Regions from separate parts of the Mus musculus genome. Here region 1 is linked to region 2. A link is a contact called in ENCODE Hi-C or POLR2A ChIA-PET data. All regions are on one chromosome and are shown on one strand. Each heading gives the region's core, a stretch centred on a gene start or an enhancer-like site at or near the end of the contact. The rest is flanking DNA. Distances are from core to core; before and after follow the strand shown.

Evidence for each region. Hi-C counts contacts between places; a loop is a spot of excess contacts on that map. ChIA-PET counts read pairs that join two places held with the same protein, here RNA polymerase II (POLR2A).
Region 1: a loop to region 2 is called in a map of heart, with 3 times the contacts of the local background. The contact joins the promoter of Thnsl2 here to the promoter of Kdm3a in region 2. A Hi-C loop is called at or near these places in 1 of 37 maps with a recorded cell type or tissue (heart). POLR2A ChIA-PET finds 5 or more read pairs at or near these places in 1 of 5 experiments (embryonic stem cell).

The regions. Positions count from the first base shown.
Region 1 is chr6:71,142,782-71,148,247 of GRCm38, forward strand. Thnsl2 (threonine synthase-like 2 (bacterial)) reads right to left here and starts at 1,599. Exons shown (of 9, transcript NM_001033929.2): 1 at 1,510-1,599.
Region 2 is chr6:71,630,809-71,635,539 of GRCm38, forward strand. Kdm3a (lysine (K)-specific demethylase 3A) reads right to left here and starts at 2,109. Exons shown (of 27, transcript NM_001038695.3): 1 at 2,030-2,109; 2 at 1,689-1,771; 3 at 1,248-1,463. The coding sequence starts at 1,433.

The sequences.
Region 1 (5,466 bases), core at 349-2,848, 490 kb before region 2:
GACACTTGTGGGTCCACAGTGAGCTGACACACACCACTCTGCTGCCTACAAATGCACGTGCATTCAGCTTAGAAGCAAGGCTGTGCTAAATTATCAACCAGGCAGGTCCCACCTTTTGACATTGCAACATAACTTTGCTATCTACAAAGTTCAGGCCTCAGAATGGTGCCATCAAGTTATAAGAGCAAGAGATACATGAAATCACATAATGTTTTAAGTAAGCTTAGAATTTTGTTTTGGGCCTCCCTATTCATAGCTATTCTCAGTCACATGCATTAGACATGCCTGAAACCAAGAATATTATCAAATAGAACCAGGGTGGATAATGTAATGCTGGGCAATGGGTATAAACAGAAATGACGTTAGGAATCTGGGACACAGGAATCAGCCCACATAGGAGTCCATGACATGGGACATAGGCACAGCTGCTCAGAAGGCAGAAGCAGGGCCAGGAGGTCAAAGGCTTAGCAGTGCCTTCAGTAACTGCAGGGAGTTCTGGAATGCTGTGAACAACGTTAGAGCAAACTGCCCTGAAATCCTTGCTGCATAAGGATTCTGGACCTGACTAAAGGAAATGCAGCCAGGGAGTTCTACTGATCAAAGGGCTGGGGGTGCTGGGACAGGGCAGAAGCAGGTGGAGCTATGAGGAACATTTTTCCAAAGCCCTGTCCTTGGTCCTCGGTAGAATGGACCACATGATACCCGGGCACTGAGGTGGGGATTCTGCAACCCAAGAAAGACATGAACAAGGCACAGAGGTGAAGAAAGCCCGGCTTGAGCTAAGCATGTGCCAGAATAAGAAGATGGCTTGATTAGCAAACAGTCCCAAGCTTCTCACAGGATTAAGGGCTGTCGGTCGGTTCTGAAAGATCACTTCAAGGGACAGCGCAGAAAAAGCTACAAGAAACAGCTAACGACTTTTTTTTTTTTTTTTTTTTTAAGACTGTTGTGTCAGGGCTCTGGACTCAGATCTCCGCTGTACTTTACTGTGATAATTACTTTTTGGAACGTTTCTGGATTTTATTCCAGAGCGGAGACAGGGCAATAACCACGATAAATAATAACAGTAATCCCGCCTTTGGGGCGGGATTCGGCGCGGCGGTAGCGGAGGTGGGGAGGCATGGAGTCTCGCCCCTAGTGGTAGATCACTACTCCTGGATTGGAGTTTAAAGCAAGGCCTGGGAGGGCGGGCGGTGTACACCCGCTGGCGAGCTCGCCGAACCCTAAGACCCCATCCCTACCCTCTGAACACAGCGCACTGTCCTGAGTTTCCGGGTTACTCCCACACTGCCGAACCCTGGCTGCAGGAGAAAAACATGAGAAATCCTCCACCCGCGCGGGCTGCTAGGGCTATTGGGGCTGCTGCCATCCTAAGGCCCCAGCTGGCTTTAAAACGGTGGCCCGGAAGCCAAGCTGAGCTACGGGACCAGGACAGCAGCCAGAAATCTGACGTGTCACCGTGGAGAGCGCGGGGTGGGGGGCACGCAGCAGAGAACTGGGCGAGGTTACCGTAGGGGCGCGGAGCTGCCTGGAGACCCGAGTCCAGTGGGCGACGCGCACAGCTCTGACTTCCCTGAGCCGGAGGTTCTGAGTTTAAAGCCAAAGCTGGGGAGGAGCTCCTACAGAGGGCGGAGGAGGGGGAGTGGAGAAGGGACTTCGGGGAGGGGTAGAAGACAGAGCTTGGAAGACAGGAGTAGGGGGGTCGGGTGGGGGACAAGGCAGACACCGGAACACTAGCCTTTGTGTTCAATGAGTGCCTTTCAGACTCTGGATTCTCTTTTAGACTCATGATCTTCGCTGAGACTCGATAGAATAAAAGACGGTGACATTTTGTTCTGTTTTTATTTGTTTGTTTACTTATTGAGAGACCTGTCTCTATGTAGCTCTGGCCACTCAGGAGATTGTATGTAGAGCAGGCTGGCCTTGAACTCACAAAGAGATCTGCCTGTCTTTGCACATCCCTTTCCTAACTCCTCCACCGAGTGCTGGGATTAAAAGCTTTGTTTTGTTTTTAGATGAGAAATCAGAGGGCAATGTGGGAAGAAGGACTTAGCCTTCCACCATTCCATCCTTTGGCTTTCAGGATTCTGGTTTACATAAATCCAAGAGCCTGTGCTAAAATCCACCAGATGGGTGCATCATTTAGCTAAAAAATTCTTAATAGAACAATACTATCTATAGAAGCGTAAGTCTGACTCAGTTTCCCCCTCCCCTTCCTTTTCTCTATGTTCTCCCCCCTTCTTCATGGAAGCTGGTTATACAGTAAAGGATGATCTTGAAGTCCCGATCTTCCATCTCCATCTCCTGAGTGCTGACATTACAGACTTGTGTTACCAACGGCTTATGCTGGGAATCGAAGCAGAACTTTGTGTGGGCTCGGCAAGCACCTTACCAGTGGAGCTGCAGTCTCAGGCCCTAATTTATTTTTCAGGGAGGGAAAAAAGCAAGAATTTGGGGTATTTTTTTCTCCAAACATGATCAAATGTCCCAGGATTTACATTCACGCTCCAAGATAAACATAGGTTTGAAGATGGACCAGACAAGTACAGTCTAAGATTTATTCTTAGCCCTGGCCTTGGCCTGGTCTTTGCCTGTCTCCTTCCTCCTCCTGAGGCCTGTGCTTATTCAAGTTGCCTGCCGTCTAGTCCTCCCCTACACAGGCCATCCACTAGGCAACAGTGTGTGAAGCTGCCCCTGAGTAGCCAGCTCAGTCTCCTGGTAGAAGGCACTGAGAGACTGTCCCTGCTCAGGATATGGGATAGGCCTTCTGAGTACAAAATGGGCCAGGGACTTGCCATAGAGTTGACAGAGGTCAGAGGCACCAACCTATTGAGGGATACAGGTCAGCCATGGACCTTCTCCAACGTGTTTCTGTACTTTCCATGAGGTGCATTTAACCATTCAGAAGCCAGGAAAACTGGGACTCACAAAAGTCAGCAGTGTTTGTTACAGTGTTCCCAAAGAAATCGCATCCAAGGACAGCCTCCCTGCCTGGCTCAGGCAGGCCTACAGGACAGCACCACCCTGGGGCCCAGAGGGAGCCCAAAGTTCTTCTGTGAAGTGTACTTTGACTTCTCACCAAGGAGAGGAGCTAAAGGCTGGAGACAACTAAGTTAATCATTAGGGGTTACTGCCTCTGGGGTGTTCAAGACAGGAACTCCAGGAAGAAGGCTGGACTTTGAGAGCAGGCTGCACAGTAAACTGTAGTATTCATATTCTATATTGGAGCCATAAATGAGTTTCTTCCATTTTTCTTGTCTTTTATCTATCTATCTATCTATCTATCTATCTATCTATCTATCTATCCATCTATTTATTAAAATGCAGTAATAATATCAAATAGTCAGACTAGAGCTGGAGACGGGAGCAGTTCAAAACACTGGTTGCTCTTCTGGAGTTCAGTTTCCAACACCCACGAGGCAGCTCACAACCATCTGTAATTTTAGATGAAGGGGACCTAACTCCCTGTTTCGACCTCCATCAGTATCAGGCATGCAAGCATACCTGCAGGCAAAACACTCATACACATAAAATAATAAAAAATAAAAATATATTCTGACTAAGGCATTCTTTTTTATTGTTTATTTTATTTATTTACATTTCAAATGTTATCTCCCTCCCCTGTCCCTCCTCTGCAAACCCCCAACCTCTCCCCCTCCCCCTGCTTCTATGAGGGTGCTCCCCCACCTATCCTCTCACTCCCACCTCACCGCCCTAGCATTCCCCTACACTGGGGCATCACGCCTCCACAAAATCAAGGGGCTCCCCTCCCATTGATGCCAGATAAGGCCATCCTCTGCTATATATACTGCTGGAGCCATCAGTCCCTCCAACTGCATCCGCAACTGTATTGGTTAGGCTCTGGCAGAGCCTCTCAGGAGACAGCTATACCAGGCTCCTGTCAGCAAGTGCCTCTTGTCATCAGCAATAGTGTCTGGGGTTGGTGTCTGGAGATGGGATGGATCCCTAGGTGGGGCAGTCTCTGCATGGCCTTTCCTTCAGTCTCTGATTCACTCTTTGTCCCTGCATTTCCTTTACACAAGAGCAATTCTGGGTTAATATTTTTGACATGGGTGGATGGCCCCATCCCTCAACCGGGGCTGTGCCTAACCTCTGGATATGGTCTCTACAGGTTCTCTCTTCCCTTTGTTGGGTATTTCAGCTAATGTCATCTCCACTGGGTCCTGGGAGCCTCTTGCTTTCCTAGCATCTGGGACTTTCTAGTGGCTATCCCAGTTCCCCATCCCCCACTGCTACAAACCTCCATTCAATTTCCTGACTCTCCTTACTTCTTCCCAGTCTCCTCCCACACCTGATCCTGCCCCAGTTTTCCCATCCCCCTCCTCTCTAACCCCCAGGTCCCCACCTCCCTCTACCTCCCATGATTATATTGTTCTCCCTTCTAAGTAGGATTGAAGCATCCATACTTTGGTCTTCCTTCTTCTTGAGCTTCATATGGTCTGTGAGTTGTATTGTGGGTATTCTGAGCTTTTTTCCTAATATCCACTTATCAGTGATTACCTACCATGTGTGTTCTTTTGTGTCTGGGTTACCTCACTCAGGATGATATTTTCTAGTTCCACACATTTGCCTGAGAATTTCATAAAATCATTGTTTTTAATAGCTGAGTAGTACTCCATTGTGTAAATGTACCACAATTTCTGTATCCATTCCTCTGTTGAGGGGCATCTGGGTTCTTTCCAGTTTCTGGCTATCATAAATAAGGCTGCTATGAACATAGTGGAACATGTGTCCTTGCTATGTGTTGGAGCATCTTTTGGGTATATGCCCAGGAGTGGTATAGCTGGGTCCTCGGGTAGTACTATGTTCAATTTTATGAGGAACCACCAGAATTTCCTGAACAGAACACCAATGGCTCAGACTCTAAGATCAACTACAGACAAATGGGACCTCAAAAAACTGAAAAGCTTCTGTAAGGCAAAGGACACTGTCATCAGGACAAAACAGCAACCTACAGATTGGGAAAAGATCTTTACCAATCCTACACCCCATAGACGTCTAATATCCAAAATATACAAAAAACTCAAGAAGTTAGACTCCAGAGAACCAAATAACTCTATTTAAAAATGGAGTACAGAACTAAACCAATGCATCCTTATTGGCAACCACGCCCCAAACCGATCAGGTAAATTTAGATATAGCACCCCACAGGCTGTCAAAACTGATTTCAGTTCTGAGGTCACACACATAATTAAAAAAGAAAGCAAAACAAAAACTTTAATTGCATCAAGACAACAAAAGAGTATGGAAAGAAACCACAGGATTCAGAATAATTAAACAGGGCTAGAGCGATGGCTCAGTGGTTAAGAGCACTGACTGCTCTTCCAAACATCCTGAGTTCAAATCCCAGCAACCACATGGTGGCTCACAACCATCTGTAATGGGATCTGATGCCCTCTTCTGGTGTGTCTGAAGACACCTGTAGTGTACAATGTATATGAATAT
Region 2 (4,731 bases), core at 859-3,358:
AGTATATTTGTTAGTGATCACTATGATGCTTGCTGTGGTTAAGTGCCCAGTGGTCACTTTTAGAACATGTAGACAAGGCACATGGTGGAAACTCTGAAAACACATAACCAAGTAACCTTTTCCAATGATCCTCTCAAGACTCGTGATGGTGTAGGCATGCACTGTCAAGCCTGAGCTTAAATGAAGTGTTTCAGAAATCAACATTTAACTGACAATGGCTAAAACCTGCTTCCTTTAAGTAGTTTTCAAGAAAAGGGCAAAAACACAGAAGATTCCGAGGCATGTCCATTACTCAGGGTAGAAATAGTCTGTCCTGACAAGCTTCCTGGAAGTTATTATCACTATGGAGCCTTTGTTAGGAATCTTTTTTCAGCTGATTTTTGCACAAGGAGTCTTTGTGGGCACAATGGCTTCCTCACTGGTTATTTCCCTACTATTTTTTCACACCAATATTTGTATCACAGAGTAGGATTCATTCCTTTCAAAAGATCTAAGTGAAAAAGGTTCCAGAATGTGTTAACTGGTCATGCAAGTTCCATTTCTCCCCTTCCTTTCAAACACCCTATACGGGACAGCTCCACCCAAGGCTTCCATATATGGCTGTAGCCACACCAACCCATCCTCATTAACAACCGGGGACCTACTCCTGCCTCACTAACCATACCTCAGCAAATACCCACCACCAGAACAAGCCAAACAAAACTAAATAGATAAACACAACTAAGCTCCTTCCCTTACATTCACACTTCACTTCCAAGTTGTAAAGTTTAAAAAGTTGAATGAAGAAATAAAGAGGAACACCATCATCTGAAATCATCTTTTTTGAAAGCACTTTCAAGCTAGCCTTCAATGATTCTAATTGTCATCCACTTCTTTAACCTATTACTAATAAACAATACGCCTCCCGTTGGGGGCATAATCAGACTGTCCCAGGGGACCCAGCGCCTGCATTAATGAAGCATGTCTGAACAATCCTAAACCCATTATTAATCTCAGGCCACTGGAGCTCTAGGTCAAACACACCTTGACACTACACCCCATTTCAAAGACTTTCACGGTCTAGAGTTCTGTACCTTCTGATCACCTGCCAACTTTCTAGTGGCCCATTTCAGAAAAGGGAGGGAGGGGCGCTCAACTGTCCCGTTACCAAGGTAACTGAAAACCGTCTGACTGCCCAGCCCCCAGAAGACGGTTTTGTTTGTTTGTTTAGGGATTTTGTATTTTGTTTTAGTCTTTTTGTTTTTTACCTTCAAGTCTTTCTTAGTAACGTCGGTGTGGGAAACAGCTCGAATGGTCCCCGACAGCCAGGGCCACTCGGCAACGCGCTCCAAGTCCCAGTTGTCCTGGCCGCCTTCGTTGCCTTCGGCTGCGGACAGACTGAGGAATCGCTTCCCCACCAATACTGGCCAACTTTCTCCGAGCGTGAGCACCATGGTTTCCACGCCAGCAGGAAGGGCTCCTCCCTGCAGAAGGCACAAAAACAAAATGCGATGGGGGGCGGCCGAGGTCGGAGGCGGCCCGAAGAGACGAAGCGCCGACAGGGACCGGTGGAGTGACACCCCCGCAGGTGGACTCCGCGCCCCAAGCTGCCACCCGCGCCTCCCCAACCCCCCAGCACTCCCCCCCGCAAACACCCCCCCGAGTGCCGCGTGACCCTCTCGCCCCAACAACTTTCGCTTTTTCCAAACCTTTCAAAGCTGGACACTGAGAGAGAGAAGGGAGGACTGAGCCGCGGCGCCAGTGCTTTTGCCTAAGTGTTCGTCCCCTCGCCCTGTTAAAGAAAAGGCTCCCTCTTAGTGCCTAGGGCCCGTCTCAGCGACCGATCCCCGCCCCGAGCGGCCTCGGAGCCGCCGTGGACTCGCTCGCGACTCGACACTTGCCGCGCCCCCGCCCCCCGCTTCCGGGCCGCCGACTCGGGCGCACCCCCGCCCGTCCTGAGCCTTGAACCGAGAAGACGCGGCGACCGCCCGCGCGGGTCCTTCACCCTTCTCCCTCTGTCTCCCGCAGCCGAGGCCCGCGGAGCGCTTACCCCGCCTCCCGCCTCCCTGAGTCACCCACGACGGCGGCAACAGAGCCCAGCCGCCCAGCCGACTCTAGCTCTGACTTGGTTCAAGAGCTCTCTCTCACAAGACACGCACAGCCTCCCGGACCCGCCCCCTCGGAGCCGCTGCCACCGATGATTGGTTGAGTCGCGGGGGATAGGCGGGGCAGCCTAGGAAATTCTACGTTCCTATTGGTTATGCTGAAGAGGGCGGGGTGAGGAAAAAAAACAATTCCTTGGCTGCCTCCTCCCTTCCCCCCGCTCTCAGCAACGACTCGAAGCCGATCCCCCATTAAAGCGCGCAGAACGCGGTCGGTAGATCCCTCCGCCGCAGCTCCATTCTTCCATTTGTTGCCTCGCGCTATGCAAAAAAGTCCCGCCGAATCGGTTATCGACTTTGAGGCCAGAAAGAAAATCGCACAGGCTCACAGATAAGACTGAATGGGGAGACCCAGGATCATGAGCGCCTATTGGATTGCACTTGAAGCGCGTAGGCTGTCGAGCGAAGACCGACCTTCCACCAGGCGGAAGAATCTCACGGGAAAGGGGCGGGGGCGGTGCACAGCCTGCGGGGGAGGGACAGCACTGGGACGTGCGGTTTCAGGCGTACGCAGTTAGAGGGGGAGGAGCGACTAGGCTCTGGGGGCTCCTGCGCACGCGCCAGAAGGGGCGGACTCTTGGAGCTTGGGCTGATGGGTGAAATGGCCGCTGGAGGCGCAGGCGCACGTGGTACTGATCATGACTGTCTAGGTCCGCCATTTTGAAGGATAAATGAAGAAAGGCATTGAGTTGCTGGAAAACGATGTTCATTAAATCTAGAGGCAAACCATCTATTCAAAACTATGTGGGATGTAGGTTTTTTAAAAAGAAAATGTAAAGTGGATATAAGATTTTTGAAACAACAAAGAAATTGAGAAAGTAGATGGAGTTGATGATAAAAGTGATAATGAAAGAGGTGACTTTGAAAGACAAAGGAGAGAAAAGATGGTTTTATGGTTTGGACCAGAGGATTCTTGGTTGAATCAAAAAATGAAATGAATAACTGAAGACTTCTTTATGAAGCCTGGTGCTTAATCTAACATCACACTTAATCTTTATTATAAAATGAATGGAAATTTAGTTTTAATAGTGTGAAAATGAGAATTCAGAAAAAATTCAAAATGTATAAGGGAATGCTATACAATGCAAATTAGTACCAGATGTTTATTTTGAAAAATATTTGGTTTGAATGTATGACAACAGAATGTTAAAGATTAAATAATGCTGAAGTTGAATTAAACTGAATTGGATTTATTATATTCAAACCATTAAGAGGTGGGAAATGGAATGAAGGAACCTATCCACTTCATCAAAAGGCAGAAATGGAAACAAGAAAAACAAAAGGAAGAAGAAGAAATTATGGTTAAAAATAAAATGACAGGAATAAGTCCATTTATATTTACAATAAATATAAATGGGTTAATTTTATAAATAAACATGGAGAGGTACTTAGTATTTAAAAAAATTTTTTTGGCATAAGAAAAGTACAGCATAAGAAACTTGAAACTATTAGGGTAAAATTTTTATAAGACTAATCAAAGGAAAGCTACATTGGCATCTTGTACAGTTATACATTATTTAATACGAGGGATATATTCTGATAAAAGGTTGTTAGATGATTTCATTACATTGATAACATAGTGTCCTTACAGAAATTACCAAGTCACTGAGAAAAACTTATGGGATCACCACTGTATATATCACATGTCACTTGCCATAATGTTGTTATATGGTATATGACTAAGAGTAAAAGCATAAAAAGAAGAAATATATTAATAAAGGATTGGGTCTATAAAATACATTATTGAACTATTCAAACTGAAGATATGAACTAAGTTAATAGTACTAAACAAGAAAGTTTTGACAGCTTATAATCACAGTAAATGCTATAAATCCATTTATCTCAGAAATAAGCAGTTTAAATTTTTAAAATGAGAGAATGTGGAGGACTTAGATCACATAACACATAATTTGGAAAATAACAGGCATAAATTCTACTAAAACAAAAGACATTTTTGTTTTAGGCATAAATTCTACTAAAACACACACATGACTTTTCTGTTTTATTCATGATTCCAGAACCAAGAAAAGTTGGAGAGATATCCAGTGTACTTTATGAACTTACAAAGTCCTATTACTAAATCTGAACAACAACAACAAAAAAACAACAAAAAATACTTACATAGATGGAAAGTTCTTTTATTTAGTAGAGTTACTAGAAAACAATCATGGTTTTTGCTGTTAACTATAATCATTATATAAAATAATGGATTTTATTTGAACATTTTCATATGTAATCCATTTTAATAATATTCTTTCCCATATTACCCTCTCTTGTTTTTCATTGCATTCCTGATAGCCAGAGATGCCAGAAACATTAAAAGGACATTGAATGTTCATGAGCTTAAAACTTTTATAAGCTTCCTAGAAACCAGTGTGTGAGTATGTATATGAGTATGTGCCTGTGTGTATCTTGAGAAAACTGCTAACAAATATGGACTGGAAGAAAGGATAAGATCACTTATTTTAGTAGTCACATCCAGTGGATGTGGGAAGAAAAATGGAAATAATTTAAATGTACTTCAATTGGAAAATAAATAAATGAATAAAAAGAACAAGGCACGATGGCTCCTTTACCCACTGATCTCTGC